Linked DNA regions of Homo sapiens: region 2 is linked to region 1. A link is a contact called in ENCODE Hi-C or POLR2A ChIA-PET data. All regions are on one chromosome and are shown on one strand. Each heading gives the region's core, a stretch centred on a gene start or an enhancer-like site at or near the end of the contact. The rest is flanking DNA. Distances are from core to core; before and after follow the strand shown. Region 1 overlaps NR4A3 (nuclear receptor subfamily 4 group A member 3). Region 2 holds the start of INVS (inversin).

Region 1 (3,442 bases), core at 801-3,300:
TTTTTCTGCATAGTACATATTAGTTCATTCAATTTTTATAAGAAACCTGAAAGTAGACATCTTTAACCCTGTGAGAAGGAAGGAAATTGAGATTCAGAGAGGGTAAGGAACTTGTCCAAGATTGCAAAGACAGCACATTTCAGGGTGAAGACCTGAACTCAGATCTCCGGTCTCTAAATCCTGTGGCCTCTCCCCTCTCCCACCATTTTTGTTTTTAACTATTTTGCCCCGCTAAGTTTGATATTTAGTTTTCCTTGCAATGTAGCTGATGGCTTTATCTGATGCAAAAGCAGGGGTAACCAGGTAACCATTTACAGTGAGCAGTGGAGCTCTGGAAAGACAGATGGTGGAGGGTGTGCCGTGGTCAGCCACCTGTCTAGTCCTGCTGTGTCACTGTTTCACTACTTTCTGCCATGGTTCTGCCCTCCTTCCTCCTTCTCAGTCTTAGAGGTCGTGTTTCAATAAGACCAGGAAAAAGACTAGAGTCAGACGAGAAAGGAGTCATTTTCTCACCTGAGAGATGACCTGAGTAGGGAAAAGAAAGCCATGGGGAACAACAAAATGGCATTTGAGCACTTGAGATTCCCTCTGCCATCTGGTTCAAAACTATCTTTCCAATCTTATTTCCCCTATTTCTGTACAGGAAAAGCGTTTTGCTCTGAGGTTAGGTCATCACATCAAGCCAGAAGGTAAATATCACATAGAATTAGTTTTATCCCTGAAAATCATTTAACTTTCCCAAAAGCACAAGACATCATCTCACCACTCATCACCAGAGGCAGAGAAACCATGACCTACAGTGGATTCATGCTCACTCCAGGACATACAGTCATCAAATGCAATAGCCTGCACTCTTAATTTTTCTCCTCTTTCTACTTGTATCATATGTGTGATTTTAATATATGCACAATGCAACTCCACTGTAATTGTTTTAACCCTAAACTGTACTGAGGCATTCAACTGCCATGCCCTTGCTGTTCTCTTTCCTTCATCTGGAATGTTCTTTATGTCTTCTCATGTCTAGATGCTACCTCTTTGGGAAGTCATTCATGACCAACACTTCTACCTTCCTTCACCTCAAAAAAGTTAGCAGTAATCTGGACTTACTCTACACTGCATCTGTCCCTTTTCAGGGCCTGAGCACTAATCACTATACATCAAGTTTATATATCATAATCTATGACTTCCTAGTAGACTGCCCACTTCTTGGCAACAGAATGCGTGCCTGGCTCATCTTTGCATCCCAAGAGACTGGTACAATGCTTGGTACATAGTGGGCCCTCGATGCTTATTTAATGAGTGGATATTTATAAAATGGTAATGCCACACTAACTTTCTGTTTGGTGAGGGGGCTTCTTATTTATGAAACATTATTAACTGCAACCAGATATCAACTCATTGGTATCCCACCAGATTCAAAGCACTTGCATTACTTCAGAGATGCAGCACTGGCAAAGGGCAATGGTTAGGGTAGATAAACAGGGAACCTGAAAAACGTTTGAAAGCCAACCACTGTGGGGAACCCCCTGTTTACTGCAGGAAAGGAGAGTGATCTGAATGAAACCATTTCCTGCCCCACTTCACCGCCTAGTTTTTCATGAGGGGGTACAGAGAGGAGGAGGACAAAGAAAAAAAGAATGAGAGAAAAAAAAGCCATGTTTGTGCAAACCACCAATACTAATCCAGATTCTTAATACTTTTCCTGGAAGCAAGCCTAGTTAAACTTCTAAGATGCCATTTCCTTTTCATGAGCTCTCTGTGGTTTAAGAAAAGACAGTTTTGGGATGAATTTTGTAATGTAAATAGCCCAGCTGATACTCCACAATCACCATTTATGATCAACGAAGCTTATTCAGAAGTCAAGATCCATGGCAGCTCATATTCAAATGAAAATTAATATTCACAGCAATGCACACTGTTTCCCAGGCATTGCCTTTTCTGCCATTTCCTGATATTTTCACACTTATCAAACCCACTTTCAACCAGTAAGTCACAAAGAGAGTGTTTGTTGTAAGGTCCAGAAATGAGAGAAGAGGGCTTATTTTTGTTGTAGGCTAAAACCACAGCAGGAATGAGGGCAGGAACAGGAGCTACCTGGTCGGGGAGGCCCAAAGACACCACTGTAGAGCACTTGGTCTATTGTAAGTGCTTGTTAAGTGCAGCTTAATTACTTTAATATCACTATCCTCCTTTGAGCCTCTCTCTTAAGCATCCAAGGAGACTGTCACCAAACATACTGCCTTCTAAAGCCACCACCTGTTTCCTCATGCCACTGAGTTTGATGCTTCCAAGGGGTAGGGGAAGGCATATGCCTAACTTGAGGGAATCTGTCACTATCACTCCAAGGGGGACCATAGGTGAATTCAGAGTTGCCTATCCTGAATCCAGTTTGGTTACATCACCAACTAAATTTTCTGTAATCCTCACTGCTGCCCTATGACATAGACATTGTTATCCCCATTTTACAAATGGGGAAACTGAATTTCAGAGAACTGAAATGTGTTCCCCAATAGCGCCTACTTATTAAACATAGGACTGAAGATTAAAATCTGGGCGTGCTCGATTCCAAAGTCCATGCTATTTCTGCCATGCCAAACTGCCTCCTCCCCCAGCCAATCTCCACATAAATGGGCAGCGGGCTGAGCAGCTGTAACTGCAGGGAATAGAACAAATGGGATGCAGAAAGAGGACCAGCACCACCCTTCTACTAATTTCTACTTTGTATTCTCTGCACTGAACTGCCCAGTCTCTCCAGGTTGGGTCTTCCTGGCACCCACACGTCCTGGCCTCTTAGATATCTGTCAATTTCCATTTAAAGAGTGAAACAAAGATGTGGCCTTCAGGGATGGACCCTCCTCTTGAATCATGGCTCTCACACCTGGACTGGCCTTTTTCCTCTTAGATTCTTTCTCACTCTAATCTATGCCCAAAACTCACTGACAGGGTAAATCTTTCTAAAACGCAAACCTGACCATCAAGCTCCTTTGGACAAAACCTGTGGATCCTCGTTGTTCTCAAGATAAACTCTGCTCCCCTCACCTAGGCGTGGAAGGTTCTTTATGTCCCGCCCCACCCTGACCTATCAGACCAGTCACATCTCCTGTCACTCCAATTTTCAGCTGTTTCCTTTCTGAAACTTAGCCATATTTTCAATGGCTTTTGGCAAATGTTTATGCCTGGATTCTCACTTTTTCCATTTTAGCCTGGAGACATCCTCTGCACTTACAAAGGACCAGCTCCTGTGATCTCTTCTGAGAAGACCACCCCCACCTGCTGTCTCTGAGCACTTTGAACTCACTCCCTTGTCTCCATGGTGGCACTCAACACCTTGCATCACATGTGGTACTTTGCATGTCTATGTCCTCTAGGGATGTGTGTTATCATCTCTGAAAACCCAATGACATGCAGCATGGTGCCTAGGTCAGTGAATATTTGTTGATTA
Region 2 (3,415 bases), core at 15-2,514, 250 kb before region 1:
ATGTTTGTTGGATGAAAGGTCACAGGCTGAGTGCTAAGTCCAAAAAGTGAGCAGGATCAAAGTTTAATTTCTTGAATAATGAGTTCATACTTACAAGTCTCTGCTCTTTTAAAATTTCCCATTTCAACTATCTTTGGGCTCTGTCAGGGGCGTGGACAAGAGATAGGAGCACTAGTCTAGGAGTTAGGCCGCCTTGGTAAGAGTATTGGCTCTATCACTGTCTAATTTTGTCACCCTGAGAAAGCCATTATGCAGGGCTCTTTTTTTTTCTTAAGAAAAAATGTATTTTTTGCCCCTTTAAGAAAATAAATCATTTTTTATAGAAAAAAGTCAAAACCACTTTGATAAAGTGCTATAAAATGCAAAGGTGTCATCATCCTTGCCTAATTATACAACAAGCCCGTGTAATAAATGCTCTAATAATTATAACCGTACAAAACTAGAGGTACTGCAGTCACACTCATAGGAAGAGTAATTCTGATTAGGACTAAAGGGTTGGTTGTTCGGGAAGTTCTCAGAGATGGTGACATTTAAGATAGCATTCCAGAGAGAGAACGGGTAAGGCCATTCCAGGCAGCAGGAAAGCTGAAGCAAAGGCGGGAGCAGGGAGAACCACAAAAGCACAGTGTGCCTCCTGGGTACTAAGCAGAGATCGCGTGGGCTCCTGGACCTCACTGAGTGTTTGCAGAAGAAGCCGCAGAGCTACCTGGGGCCAAGTTAGGATCCTCGACTGCTTTGCTAGGGAATTTCGTAATTATACTGGAGGAGCGATCCACGCCTTAGCAGCAATCACTCACACAGTTTTCCAGTTTACGACGTGCTATCCCATCCCGTACCACATCTACTCCTTACAGGAGCCCTCAGAGACAATCAGGGATAAGTCATTGACTCATTCAACTGAGGCCCCGAGTGGTGGCTCTGACTTTATAATGCAGGAATTAGAGCAGAAAGAAGAGGCAGCGGGCGAGGAGGCCAATGATGGAGGCTCAGGCCACAGCCTAGGCCAGGAAGGCCGTGAGTCTGCAGCAGGGGCCAAGGCGGTGCGGACCGAATGATCTGAGCCTCCCCAGCCAGGCCCCCTCCTACTCACCCTCGCCTCCTCCAGGACTGACGTCCCGGGGGCGGCTCCAGGAGGCGCAACCCGGACCGGGCCGCCCCTCCTGCCGGGCCGGTACACTATATCCAGCCAGGTCAGACCCCACGGCGCTGAAGCTAGCCGAGCCCCTCAAAAGGCCGCCCGAGGCTTTCGGCCGCACATCCTTCTGGGAATTGTAGTTCCCATCCTCTGAAGCACCGCGTACACCCGCCCTCCGCCCTTCTATCCCACAGGACCCCGCGCGCAGAGGACTCAGTGGACCGGGGCCGAGAGCCCAATGGGAAAGGAAGTTCTAGATGACGGACGACGTGCGGGGTGAGGCTAGTGCAGGACTACATTTCCCGAAGTGCACCGAGGTGGGCAGGACCCGGAAGTGAGGGTGTGAGAGGCCTCTCTGGAAGTTGTCCCGGGTGTTCGCCGCTGGAGCCCGGGTCGAGAGGACGAGGTGCCGCTGCCTGGAGAATCCTCCGCTGCCGTCGGCTCCCGGAGCCCAGCCCTTTCCTAACCCAACCCAACCTAGCCCAGTCCCAGCCGCCAGCGCCTGTCCCTGTCACGGACCCCAGCGTTACCATGCATCCTGCCGTCTTCCTATCCTTACCCGACCTCAGATGCTCCCTTCTGCTCCTGGTGAGTGAGGGAATGACAGACCCATCGACAAACGCACGAACGGCCTCCGGCCCTCGCCCAGGGGGAACACTGCTACTCCTGCCCCTGCTTTTCCGTCTTTTCCTGCAGTGTTTTGGAGTGCACCCTCCCCCGCTGCCCTCACTCTCGCCTGTCGGCTTCCAGGCGCGGAGTCCCCGAGGCCTGAGAAACCAGTGTCGGGGGAGAATGGGAGAATTAGCCCTGAGGGACTGATACGTAGTCACGGCGTAGGAGCTTCCCCTTCTCCCCGAAGTCCGGGGGTTTCGGTTTCGAGGGCTAGTGGACCTGGTGGTAGCTTGAATCGGAAAAGACCAAGCATAGACCTAGCGTTCCTTCCCACCCTCTCCATTTGGGAAGAGTGTGAGGTCGACAGGTGCTGGGGTTGTGTGACTCTCACTGGGTCTAGATCCCTGAAGCGGTGCCCGGGTTGGCAGATCCCTCTGTTGTGGCTTGATGCGATTGGTTGGGAACCCGGAACTGGAGACTGGTTTGGATTCCACTGGGAGAATAGAGTTTGAAGGGTGGAAGGTGTGGTTACCTGACAATCTCAGCTCAAGGCCTCCCTCAAATCTTATTGCAACGTATTTCCCCATGGAAGCAGATTTCTTCTTCATTGCGCCTTATTTGAATATGCATTCATTCCTAACTGCCTAACCTGCTCAGCATCATCCCATCTTAAAAGAATCTTTCCCTAGTCCCTCTTGCCCCAGAGTACGTCTTGAGTGTGCAGACTAATTGATCCAGGCTTCAGGTCAAATTGAGACAAAAGCGAAGGACTAAACACGTATGGCAAAATGGCTTATATTTAATTGGGCTGTTAATTATAATGTAATATTTGAAAGTACCTTAATTGTAGTAGATTTTTAGAAATTCAGATTTAAACATTAAGAACTACTTTCTTTACAATTTAAGAAACGATTTAGTGACGCATATGAAGTCACACAGCTAGTTACAGGCAGAGCTGGGATTAGAAACAAGTCTCTTGACTTCCAGTGCTTATTCCGCCATATCCCATTAAATGTTTAATATTTGTGTTTGAAATAGTTCTTTCTTTTCTTTTGTCACTTGGACCTTTTCGGAAAAAGCACTGTAAAAAACTAAATGGCATGTCAAAGTACTTTTGAGAACAAAAAGTTGTGTATAAACATTGTAATATTAAATGATAGAGTGTCTTATTGCCACTTCTTATAAGTATACAACAGTGAATGACTTCTGTATCGAGGAAAATATTCTGTATAGTGTTGTTTCTTGGTGATTTCATTATACACTGTGATACATTTTTCCTTCTAGAAGTGTTAGAATAATACCATTATTAGAGACCACTCTCTCCTTAAGAAGACTGGATACTAATCTTATCCACAAAATGGCTTGAGTTATGAATTGTGTGCACTTTTAGGAAATCAAAAAAAAAGGGCAAAAATCTTAAGATATTGTAAAGAAAAGTTGAGACACTGAACAGGCAAACTATATCAGATGCACTTTCCTCAAATGGTATGGTTTGGTTGTAAAGCTAAGTTATGAAGAAGAAATAATTTATTTTGGAATAACTCATGCTTTTTATAGAAAAACCTAATCTTGTTAAATATGAGTTTTTTCCCAAATAGAATCTAGATTTAACTAAAATCTAAGCATTTTGTATAATTATCTTTCTAAGCAAATGTAAAGGCATAAAAA

The links. Hi-C counts contacts between places; a loop is a spot of excess contacts on that map. ChIA-PET counts read pairs that join two places held with the same protein, here RNA polymerase II (POLR2A). Pooled maps may share reads with other maps.
Region 2: a loop to region 1 is called in a pooled map, with 4 times the contacts of the local background. The contact joins the promoter of INVS here to the enhancer-like site in region 1. A Hi-C loop is called at or near these places in 1 of 37 single-sample maps with no recorded cell type and 6 of 50 pooled maps. POLR2A ChIA-PET finds 5 or more read pairs at or near these places in 1 of 52 experiments (T-cell).

Annotation. Positions count from the first base shown.
Region 1 is chr9:99,849,749-99,853,190 of GRCh38, reverse strand. All of the region lies in intron 7 of NR4A3 (nuclear receptor subfamily 4 group A member 3), which reads right to left. Among named protein-coding and RNA genes, the nearest start is that of NR4A3, 30 kb to the right of the region's middle. Within about 2 kb of position 2,050, at least 3 of the 41 ENCODE cell types and tissues checked have a DNase peak (open chromatin) inside an H3K27ac peak, as active enhancers do.
Region 2 is chr9:100,097,092-100,100,506 of GRCh38, reverse strand. It overlaps INVS (inversin), which reads right to left and starts at 1,264. Exons shown (of 17, transcript NM_014425.5): 1 at 1,091-1,264. It overlaps ERP44 (endoplasmic reticulum protein 44), which reads left to right and starts at 1,507. Exons shown (of 12, transcript NM_015051.3): 1 at 1,507-1,723. The coding sequence starts at 1,667. RefSeq lists a silencer at 991-1,200 and enhancers at 1,441-1,580, 1,591-1,660.